Regions from separate parts of the Homo sapiens genome. Here region 2 is linked to region 1. The links are chromatin contacts, found by Hi-C in ENCODE. All regions are on one chromosome and are shown on one strand. Each heading gives the region's core, a stretch centred on a gene start or an enhancer-like site at or near the end of the contact. The rest is flanking DNA. Distances are from core to core; before and after follow the strand shown. Region 1 holds the start of KLHL29 (kelch like family member 29). Region 2 overlaps LINC01381 (long intergenic non-protein coding RNA 1381).

The links. A loop is a pair of places that touch in the nucleus more often than their neighbours do. Pooled maps may share reads with other maps.
Region 2: a loop to region 1 is called in a map with no recorded cell type, with 8 times the contacts of the local background. The contact joins the enhancer-like site here to the promoter of KLHL29 in region 1. A Hi-C loop is called at or near these places in 2 of 37 single-sample maps with no recorded cell type and 2 of 50 pooled maps.

The regions. Positions count from the first base shown.
Region 1 is chr2:23,381,883-23,387,710 of GRCh38, forward strand. It overlaps KLHL29 (kelch like family member 29), which reads left to right and starts at 3,297. Exons shown (of 14, transcript NM_052920.2): 1 at 3,297-3,898. LINC02923 (long intergenic non-protein coding RNA 2923) reads right to left here and starts at 5,436. Exons shown (of 6, transcript NR_187213.1): 1 at 1-5,436. RefSeq lists silencers at 1,236-1,530, 3,034-3,383, 3,554-4,413, 4,654-4,773, 4,794-4,963 and 1 more and an enhancer at 1,236-1,530.
Region 2 is chr2:25,207,917-25,213,744 of GRCh38, forward strand. LINC01381 (long intergenic non-protein coding RNA 1381) reads left to right here. Exons shown (of 2, transcript NR_132378.1): 2 at 1,058-1,286. Among named protein-coding and RNA genes, the nearest start is that of LINC01381, 6.5 kb to the left of the region's middle. Within about 2 kb of position 2,480, at least 6 of the 41 ENCODE cell types and tissues checked have a DNase peak (open chromatin) inside an H3K27ac peak, as active enhancers do.

The DNA.
Region 1 (5,828 bases), core at 2,047-4,546:
AGAACAGAGGCTTTGGGACAATCAGGCTGAAATTCCAGCACTGTCACTTACTGTGTGATTGCAGGTTCTCATCTACCCTCTCTGGAACTCAGTTTTGGGGGCTGATAACACCAATTCCACAGGTTGCTGTGAGGATTAACAAGATATCATGGGTAGAGTTCTTGGTACAGTGCCTGACATATAGTAGCCACTGGGTAAAGGTCCTTTTGTTGTGGCTATTATCATAAACACAGACAAGGACAGAAGTCCACCTTGGCCACTGTGGGTTTATGTGGCACCCCAGGTGTTCCTGATGTGACTTCCTCTGGTTCCTCCTTGGGTGATGGTGGCCTTTCCAGTACAAGTCCTTGTCTGATTGACTGCACAGATAATGGTCTATGATCTGAGCGGGGAATGGATGTCCTGGAGTGTTCCAGTCCACTTCCCTATGCACTATGAGTCCGCTCCTTCACTACCCATCTGCTTGGAGTGTACACATTAGTCCTGATCCCAGTGCCCAGATTGGGGCTCAGGACAGGGAGGGTTGGCTTTTGGAGAACACACCACCAAGTCAATCCTGTGTTTCATGGAGAAATCTTTGACCATGGTGTAAGAGGTTTCTGGGCACAACACACGAGTCCCATGAACCACACAGAGAGATCCATGCCAGTCATGGGGCCCATCCCATGGGCCACAGAGTAGAGCAAAGAATGACCCAAAAAAGATCCCAGACACCAGCAAGATCTACGTAGAGAGAGAGAGAGAGGAGACCCCTGACACAATGCAAATCCAGTTTATGTTGCCAAGACACTAGATGCGCTGGGACAGATCATGTGAACAACAGCACTCTGAAATGGAACTCATATGCAGACCAGCGCAGACCCTTCATAAATGGCTGTGTCCACACTAAACAGCTCCCAGCAGGGCAGAGCATCAATGACGAGGAAGCCTTGGATAAAACGAGGATGGGTGAGGACAGGGTAGACAAGCCCACTGGGAGTCTAATTCACACAGCTTTTCTCATTCTCCCTGACAAGCTGGCTCCCCTGGTGAGCTGTTACCAAACTTCAGCCCTGAAGAGTTTGCGGTGCCCCAGAACCAGCGCCCTTCGCACCACCATGGCCCGAGTAGGTCCTCCTCTGGATAAGACCTCAGCACAGCTCTCTTTTCTGATGCTGCCAGCAGGGAAATTGGGAGCATCCTTTCTCCTTCATCTGGAGAGGTAGCTGAATAAGGATTCTTGGAGTTCCTATTTTCTTCTTTCAACTGAGGATCATTCAAAATCATCTGTAAGACACTGTGAGTGCCTCACATTGCCAGATCTTAACCTATCCCAGACCCTGCAAACCTTGGCCACATTTCTGTAGTGCCTACAGCTGTCACATAGGGCGCTACTCCAGAATACGGCTGGGTGGACTTCTGCATGTTCACAGTCAGTGCATCCATGGAGATTATCTCAGAGGACAGCTTCCTACAGCGTGGATGAACAGACACACGCCTGTGGCTTTGTTCTCCTTCTTTTTGCATTGGGTTGACCTGTGTATCAATTTGAAATCCCAAGAAATCCCTCTTTTTTCCATTTTGCTATCTAGTACTCTTCTATCACTTTTCATATACCATTTGAAGGACATAGTACTCAAACCAAAGCTATCGATCACCTTCAGGTGTTGTCTGAGGACCCTTGGGGAGCTTTTCTCCCCCTCCCCCCCACTCCTGCTCCCCTTTTCGGCACCTCTGTCACCCTCTCTTAAGGTCACGCCAGTTTTCCTGGCTGTCGTCCTCATGAAGGGTGGCTTCCTCCCTGAAGTGCTCCGCTCTGTCCCCTCCCTTGAGTCCCGGGCTTCACACACACAAACTCTGTTGGATGTTTTTTCCAGGAAATGCAGTTATTCTGACACTAGTGGGCCATTTCCCCGGCGTCCTCATTCCATTTCTGACAGTGCTCCTGCTACCCTCAGTAGATTATTATTATTTATTATTTATCAGCCACGACACTGTACTCTGCTTCCTACAAAATATTAAAGAAGACACAATCCGTGCGCTGAGTTTACAGCCAAGGAGAGCAGAGGCCTGGATCAGACATCACAGGGGGGGAGCTGAGAAGAAAATATTTACCGGCTCAGTCCTCCTTGGCCCTGGTAGATGGAGGCAAGGACTGGCAAAGCCCTCCCCAGGCCAGCTCCTCCCAGCTGGGCCCCCACAGCCAGCTCCCCACACTACCTACAGCACCCCAACTCCAATTTCTAGCAAGGCCTCAGGCCTCAGGCCTTTACCCGGGGGAGCGGAGGGAGGGTGGAGGATGAGGATTGGGCCCTCAGGCCTTTACATTCAGACAGGGGTGGAGGAGGAGGGCAGGTACAGATATTTCCTCTGAAACTCAAAACCAGGTAAAGGGGATGTAGGGGAGGAGGGAGAGGTCGGGGAATAAAAACCAGATTAGGAGAGCGGTCGGGGTGGAGAAGACTGTGCCCAGAGTGAAATATTCTAGCATAATGGAAAAGCCCTCATTGGGGGTCCCACACGCCTCTGGCCAAATCTCTTCTATTAGGGTTAGAAGTTAGGGTCTGTGTAGACAGCATGTGTAGACCGAGAGGTGGTGGGACTGAGAAGTCAGTGTAGACAGTGTGAGAGAGAGCGAGCTGTGGTGGGGGTGAGTAGTCGGTATAGACATCAAAGGCTGGTCAGGCTGTTAAACAGAGAAGGCTTCCTGGATTCCTAAGGGTCAGTATGAACAGAAAAGTCGCGCGCCCCAGGAGAGGCAGGGCTGACTCAGAAGGCTGGTGGACACTTTGCAGGGCTCTCCCTGGTCCTTCAGAGGTGTGGACAATTCCTGCTCCTTTCCAAGGCTGGAGTGTCATAAAGAGGGCGGAAGCTGAAAGACGATTGGACTTTTTCCTTCTCAAACTTTTCCGCCAGTTTCCTCAGGTGTTGAGAGCAGACGGGGAGCTCGCCTCAGTCCCGGGCCCCCAACCCTGGGCCAGCAAGGCCAGGAGGCCACGGCGGAGCAGCCCGTGCCACGCGCCGTGCGTCTGCCGGGCGCGGCCGCGGAGCCAGGCGAGCCGGGGGCCACCGCGGGGGGCGGGGGCGGCGGACGGACGGACCGACGGACACACCCGCGAGCACTCCAACCTCGGACCCGGCGCGCGGCAGCCGGGAATCCCTCGGGCCGGGGAAACTGCGCACGGGGCCCGGCCTGGCCGGGCCGGGCCAGAGGGCCCCGCCTCCCCCACCCGCCACCCCCGCCCACTCGGGCGCCCGTGATTGGCTCCGCCCGCCCCTGGCTGCGCGCCGAAGCCCGCCTCCCTCGCAGCTAAAGCAGACGGTACCCGGAGCGGAGCGAGCCAGAAGGGAGCATGGTCCCCGCGCCGCGGCCGCGCCAGCCCCCGCGCCGCCGCCGCCGTCCCCGCCACCGCGGATCTCGCCGCAGCTCCAGCCCCGGCCCCGGCTCCGCAGCGCCCGTCCGCAGCCCCGGCGGTCGCCGCGCTTGAGCGCAGCCCCCGCCCGGAGCCCGAGCCGCGAGCCCGGAGCCAGCCCCAGCCCCGCGGCCGCCGCGGCTGCGGGGAGAGGGCGGGGGCGATGCTGCCGGAGCCGCCGCCGCCGCCGCCGCCTCGATGAGAGCCGCGCCGCACCGCTCATAGCCGCACAGGCTGACAGGCAGGAGGACCGACTTCCCTCTCCCGGGCATCCTCCCTGGGCTGCCGGGAGGCGGCGGCGGCGGAGGAGGAGGAGGAACGAGGGGAGAAGGCGGAGAGCAGGAACGCGAGGAGGAGGACCTGGATCCGTTTCCTCCGGCCAGGACCCGAGCGGCCCCAGCCACCGCTACCCGCCGGCGCTGTCCGCTCTCCATCAGCCCTCCTGCGCCCACCCGCGACCCCGGGCTCTCTGCGCGTCGGGCCGGGGCCGGAGCCGCGCGCCGGAGGTAAGAGCCGGGCCGGGCTGGAGCGCCTCGGATGCGGCGCCGGAGGGAGACCCAGGTCCTGGCCGCCGCGTGGGGCCGGGCCGGGCCGGGCGTGGGAGCGGGGCCGGAACCCGGAACCCTGGGCTCGGCTTCGGCGGCGGCGGCGGCGACAGGAGCCTCCCGCGTCTGGACTCGCAGGCTGCAGGAGCCCTTGCGCCTGCGCTGCTCCAGGGGGAAAAAAAGGGGGGGAAAAAACTTCCTGCCCCCGGGTGTGTATGCACCGGGGCTGCCTGGGGCCACTGTCACGGTGTTCGGAGGTGCTGGAGGCTTGTGTGACCCCTGGCCGGAGCAGCCCCCCTGCTGGGCCCGGCGGCGCGCGCCCCTCTCCAGGCCACGTTCCCCTGAGCGGCCCAGGGCCCCGGCCGGGCAGGAGACCTGGAGGCGACGGAGGGCTGGCCCCCAGGGGCGGCCGCGCGCACTGTCCTTTGGGGAGGTGCGCGCCTCTGTGCAGCGAGAAGCCAGGTTGGGGTTTTCTGCCCCTCGCGTCCTCTGATCTCGCATTTGGGGACTGGGTCTCTTTACTCAATCCCAAGTAACTTTCGAGGTAGATGAGCTCGAAAACCGTCGGGAGGGAACCCGCACAGACCTTATTGTGACCCACCCCACCCCGACACACACACGCACACTTCCCTTGACACCTTGTGGGTGCCAGCGTGTTGTGGGGGGACGCGGAAAGGAGAGCTCACGGGGACGGCGAAGCGGCCAGGAGGTGGTGTCGTTGGGGAGGGGTTGTTGATGTGTGGGACAGGGTGGACCTGGAGATGTGTAGTGTGGGAGTGTGAACGCGCGCCCCGATGGCCTCGGGGGGCCGGGGGAGCCCAGGGCTCGCGTCCCGGTCTCCGTGGCCTGGAGCGGGCTGAGAGCGCTAGGGTTATCTGCGGTCGCCGCGCGGGTGCCCGCGCTGGGCAGCGTCGGCCCCGGGCCCCAAGGGAGGGACGTGCTCGCCTGGGGCCGGAGCGCGGGGCTGGGAGCCGGGGTAGGTCGGAGGTGGCTCTTAGGGCAGGTCGCCTCTGCGTTGCCTGGGGAAGGCGGGGACGCGCTGCCTGCCTGCGGCCAGCCGTCTCGGAGGAGGGGGTGGCGGCCACGCGCGAGTCTCGGATGCCTGGGTCCACCCGCTGAGAAGCCAGTTGTCGTCCCTGGGCTGTGGAACCAAGCGGCAGACGCGGTCCGTTGGCGGGCCCTCGCGCGGGCCCCCAGAGATGCTGATGGGTAAGGAGCTGCCGCCGCCGCCGCTGCCATCCCCGCCGCTCTGCAAACGTTCTCCTCCCTCCCTCCCGTGCTTGCGCCGCGGCGCGCCCCGGGCGAATCGTGGACGCAGGTATTTATGTAGCATTAGGCGAGACCTCGGCGCTGGAGGGACCAGACCGTGGAGGACGCCGAGCTGCTGCTGCCTGCGAAACTTCCACTTCGGCAGCTCAGCGGCATCCCGGCCCGCTGCTGCAGGTTCCAGCCTCTCTCCAGTCCAGCAACGCTGGGATTCGGACTCCTCTTGCAATGACAGATCTGTCCTGGTTACGGCTGTATTTATACTAGTTTCAGTCTCTTTAAAGTCATCTGTCTAGTCACTACAGAGTTTCTTCCTCGCCGTGTGGTCTTATCACTAACTCAGCCCTGGGAGGGCAGATTTGAGGAATTGCTTCATTTTCAGATGAATGACAGCAGACTTGTCCCACCTCATTCCTGATTTATTATTATTATTATTATTATTATTATTATTATTATTATTATGGAAAGAAGGTATAGAGCTTTTTAATTTTTTTGTGAGGGAGGAGAATGAACAATTTTATAGATTGTTCTTTCCGACACTTAGAGAAAACATGTCCAGTAAGCACTAGTGAATACTTTAAAGGCTGGTTGGCATGCGTGTATTTGATTAGTCCATAATCTAGGT
Region 2 (5,828 bases), core at 1,230-3,729, 1.8 Mb after region 1:
TTATTTACGGACATTTTAGTCTTTTTCTTCTTTTTGAGATGGGGGTCTCACTATGTTGCCCAGGCTGGTCTCAAACTCCTGGATTCAAGCGATCCTCCAGCCTTGGCCTCCTACATAGCTGGACTATACATACACACCACCATACCCAGTGTGGACACTTATAACCGGGCTCAACTGTAAATCCCTAAGATATAGATTGAAGTCCTGTAGCTGTGAATGTGACCTTATTTGGAAATAGGGTCTTTGCAGATGTAATCAGGTTAAGATGAGGTCACTGGGGTGGGCCGTAATCCAATAGAACTGGTGTCTATATAAGAGGGAGATGGGCCGAGCATAGTGGCTCACTTCTGTAGTCTCAGCTATTGGGAGTCTGATGGGGGAGGAGCCTGGGAGATGGAGGCTGCAGTGAGCCGTGATTGCACCACTGCACATCAGCCTGAGCAACAGAGCGGGAACTTGTCTCCAAAAAAATAAATAAATAGTCTGGGGCTCGGTGGCTCACGCCTGTAATCCCAGCACTTTGGGAGGCCGAGGCGGGTGGATCACGAGGTCAGGAGATCGAGACCATCCTGGCTAACATGGTGAAACCCCGTCTCCACTAAAAAAAAATACAAAAAATTAGCCGGGCTTGGTGGCAGGCGCCTGTAGTCCCAGCTACTCGGGAGGCTGAGGCAGGAGAATGGAGTGAACCCAGGAGGTGGAGCTTGCAGTGAGCCGAGATCGCGCCACTGCACTCCAGCCTGGGCGACAGAGCAAGACTCTGTCTCAAAATAAATAAATAAATAAATAAATAAATAAATAAATAAATAAATAAAAATAACAGAGGGAAATGTGGATACCCATAAAAAGGAGAACGCCATACGAGGACGCAGACACAGAGGGAAAGTGGCTGTGACCTTGATTTTGTACTTCTAAGCCTCCGGAACTGTGGGACAATAAGTTTCTGTGTTTTAAGCCACCTGGTTTCTGGTACTTTGTTATAGCAGCCCTAGGAAACTAACACCAACATTTCGATTTCAAAGTGTTCACACGTCTTCTTCTTCTTCTTCTTCTCCAGATATTATCAGCCAAGCTAGAACACAAGGCAGCCCACCAACCCAGCACAGATTTGAACAGGCAGCTGAGGAGAGAGCCTGGGATGCCAGCTCTGAAGTGTTCACCGCTAGAAGTGTTCCCTTGTCAAAGAAAGAAGCCATCCCTTGTCAGTAGATGGTCAGGAGTTCAAGACCAGCCTGGGCAACATGGTGAAACCCCGTCTTTACAAAAAAATACAAACATTAGCCAGGCGTGGTGGCCTGTGCCTGTGGTCCCAGCTGCTTGGGAGGCTGAGGTGGGAGGATCACTTGAGCCTGGGAGGTCGAGGCTGCAGTGCCACAGTGCACTTCTACCATCACTTGTCACGGCTCATTGAACCCATGTGACCCTGATCCAAGCCAGGCAACCACAGTCTCTGTCCCAGAAACTTGGTGTGAAGTCAGAGACAGAGTCAGTTGGTGCCAGTATAAGGACTGGAAGGTTATGAAGGCTGGGACATGAGACCTTTGGGGTCAGCCATGAGGGTGCCAGCTGGAAATCAGTGACCGAGGGCAAGGGAAGGAACCCGATCAACAGAAGGGCAGAGGCAGGGCATACACAGTCCCTGATGGAAGGATAGACAGAGAGAGCAGCCACCTGGGAAACCCTGCTTACGCTGATGCCCATCCTGCCTCCTACAACTGAATTCCATGAAATGCTGTCATGGTTATTCTAAGTCCCCCTTGACTTCAGCAGCTTTAGTGGGCTTCTGGGCCTTGCAGCCAAACCAGCTGCCAGGCATCCAGCCCAAAGTAGGTCCTCAAAGTATCCTGCCCATCTGCCTTTTAGGGCTGGGATTCCTTACTTTTGCCCAGGAAAGGCATCTTGGGGTGACATCTGGGAAGCAAGGATCACTCAGAAAAGAGGGAAGGAGCTGGGGCTGGGATTCCAACAATTTCACTGTGGCAGCATGTATGGTCCAGCCCTATGGCGCCTTGTTGGTTTTCTCTTCATGTGCGGAGACGAGAGATTGTAGAAAAATAAGACACAAGACTAAGAGAGAGTATGACAGACAGCTGGGCCCAGGGGGCCACTACCACCAATGTGCAGAGTCCGGTAGTGGCCCCGTATGTCTGGATGCACTGCTATTTATTGTATACAAGGCAAGGGGGCAGGATAAGGAGAGTGAGTCATGTCAAGTGATTGATAAGGTCAAGCAAGTCACGTGTCCACCGGACAGGGGGCCCCTTCCCTTTGTGGTAGCTGAAGCAGAGGGAGGACATCATGCATCAGCCTTTTTTCTATGTGCTTATCAGAGATCAAAGACTTTAATACTTTCACTATTTCTGCTACTGCTATCTTCTAAGGACTTAAGAGGGGAACCAGGTATATAGGCAGAACATGAAAGTGAACGAGTGTGACCACCGAAGCACAGCACCACAGGGAGACGTTTAAGCCTCCGGATGTCTGTGGGTAGACTGGCTGATGTCCAACCTCCCACAAGAGGCTGGTGGAGCAGGTGTTCTCTAACTCTTCCAAGGAAAGGGAAACCCCCTTTCATGGTCCGCTAAGTAACAGGTGCCTTCCCAGGAACACAAGCCCACAAGCGGCCTTTATCCGGGCGTGACAGAGGGCTCACGCTCTTTTTTTTTTTTTTTTTTTTTTGAGACGAAGTCACTCTGTCGTCCAGGCTGGAGTGCAGTGGTGCGATCTCGGCTCACTGCAAGCTCTGCCTCCCGGGTTCATGCCATTCTCCTGCCTCAGCCTCTCGAGTAGCTGGGACTACAGGCGCCCGCCACCATACCCAGCTAATTTTTTGTATTTTTAGTAGAGATGGGGTTTCCCCGTGTTAGCCAGGATGGTCTCGATCTCCTAACCTCGTGATCCGCCTGCCTTGGCCTCCCAAAGTGCTGGGATTACAGGCGTGAGCCACCATGTCCGGCCTGACAGAGGGCTCACACTCTTATCTTCTGGTCACTTCTCACAATGTTCCTTCAGCTCCTGACTGTACTGGCTGGTTATTCCTCGGTTATAATAGTAAAGCACAGATTAATACTAAAACTAATGATTGATAATATCCATATATAATCATCTCTATATCCTATTTCTAGTATAACTTTTCTTATTCTATTTTCTTTATTATACTGGAACAGTTTGTGCCTTCAGTCTCTTGCTTCGGCACCTGGGTGGCTTTCCGCCCACAGCAGCAAGAGTCATTGTTAGTAATAAGTCTTAATACTGTACCATAAGGTTGCAACTTGTTTATTTTTTTGAGACAGAGTCTCACTCTGTCTCCCAGGCTGGAGTGCGGTGGTGCAATCTTGGCTCGCTGCAGCCTCAACCTCCCAGGCTCAAGCGATCCTCCCACCTCAGCCTCCCAAGTAGCTTGGGACCACAGGCACGAGCCACAACACTCAGCTAATTTTTGTACTTTTTGTAGAGACAGGGTTTCACTATGTAGCCTAGGCTGATCTCAAACTCCTGAGCTCAACTGATCCATTTGCCTTGGCCTCCCAAAGTGCTGGGATTACAGGTGTGAGCCACCGCACCTGGCTACATCTCATTTATTGAGTACTCGTTTATATCCTCTAGTGAACACCTAATATACATATCTTAATCCTCACAACAGCCTAGGAAGGAGGCTACTAATTGTGTCAATTTTATTTGCTGAGTCTTTAAAAAGGTTGAGTTGATTATCACAGCTGGTAGAGGGCTAGGATTTAAACTCAATCTGTCTGCATTTTCTGCTTTGCCACACTGCACTCCTGCCATAATTAGGATCCATCTTCCTAGGGTTGATTCCTCCAGCTGCTGTGGCCTAAAAAATGTGAGTTAATTGGTTACAGAGTAGGGATACCATGTTTGTACTCTAATTTTTTCAAGAGCTGAGTGGTCTCAAAGTGGTCTGAGGACAGCCACCAGTAGCACTTTCTGTTGCCCTCTGTTGTTCCAAGTTCATCTCCCTAACTAGACAGCATGCTCTTTGATGGAGGGCCTCTGCTATCTTGACTTTTTTTTTTTTTAGACTGAGTCTCACTCTGTTGCCAGGCTGGAGTGCAGTGACGCGATCTTGGCTCACTGCAACCTCTGCCTCCTGGGTTCAAGCGATTCTCCTGCCTCAGCCTCCCAAGTAGCTGGGACTACAGGTGCGTGCCACGACACCCAGCTAATTTTTGTATTTTTAGTAGAGACGGGGTTTCACCATGTTGGCCAGGATGGTCTCGATCTCTTGACCTCGTGATCCACCCACCTCGGCCTCCCAAAATGCTGGGATTATAGGAGTGAGCCACCGTGCCCGGCCGATTTTTTTTACTTTATCCTGAAAACCATGTGTAACGGCCTCTGGTTGCTATTGTTTTAGTGCTGACCAGCCCCTTTCCATCCCATTTCCTTCTGGAAACAGGCTGCCCTTGGTCCTTCAGCCATAGCCCTCCAGCCTGGGCAATCAGACTACCCAATAATGAGATGGTGCCAGACTGAGCAGGACCAGTCAGAATTCTTCTCTGGAGTTGATAGAAGGCTCTGGGGAAAATTCCACCAAGGCTGTAAGCTAGGAGCATGTGAATTCAGGGATGTCAGGGGGCAAGTTTCCCCCACCTGGAGTCAGACTGTTTACAGAGGAGGCCAAGCAGAGCCAAACAAAAACAAGACAGACTTGAAGAGAGCACGAGAGAGCAAGAGCAAGAGAGGAGAGAGAGACAGTGCGAGAAGAGAGGAGAGAGAATCAAGTATTAGTTCCAGTTCCTAAGGTCTGTTCAATTCTGCGAACAATCCAGGCATCCTTCTGGACTCTCTCAGAGTCCATTTACTTTCTGTTACGCACTTGGTCCCGTAATATGTCACCATGACAAGCACAGTATGATTCGACTGCTGGGGTTCAAGGGGTGGAGGACGAGCTGATCAGAAAGTTTCTGTCATGGTGACAGCAGCCCAATTTCATGCTGGAAATGAAGGCAGCTCCTGCTGCTCCATCCAGCATTTGAGGGGCCCCTCTCTCTGCCCTTTGGATGTAGATAGCCCATTCTACGCAGCCAGACCTTTGCATATGGCCTTCAGCTATACAGAAATCCAGATGGCAGTTCTTGGGACCCTTTTCCTCTCATCAATCCCACCTCAAGCATCTTCCGCCTCGCAGCTCTTAACCCTCCCTATCTATTCCAAGCTCTGCCAAGCCCCATTTTATCAGCCAGACAGGATTCTGTGTTCCGCCTGACACATCTCCTGACCCTAACCCATGCCACTGCCCTCCCTCTCCTCCTCCAACTGGGCCTTCCTCCCACCTAGGCCATCAGCACGTTTCTGGACGTTCTCACTTCGAAATTGCTCCTTTATTGGCTTCTTTCCCAGGCTTGTCCACAGGCCTAGAGCGTCCTCTGCCTAGGATCCCCAGGGCCTGAGAGGCCCTTCCAGAGGGGCTGACTAGAGAGGCGTGGCTAAGTCCAGGGGGTGCTGCTTTTGTGGGGCAGGCTGCCTCCCCACCCCGAGTGACTCCAGTTCAAGAAGCACCGTGGCATGGCTCGGGGTCCAGCGGGCCCAGCCCAGCTCCATAGTGAGGAGTGCATAAGGCCTTCTGAAGGTGGAGATGCCAGCCAGCCACATCTACAGAAGCCCCAGCTCACAAAGAATGGCACATCTTGATCCATTTTTATTTACAAAACAAACTCTAAATGTGTTTGTGTGTGTATGCATATGTGTATATATACACACAGACTTACATATGTATGTTTATATACATCTACATGTATATATACATCTACATTGTATATACATTTACCTTCTATATAAATGTTACATTTATAGACATATACATTTAT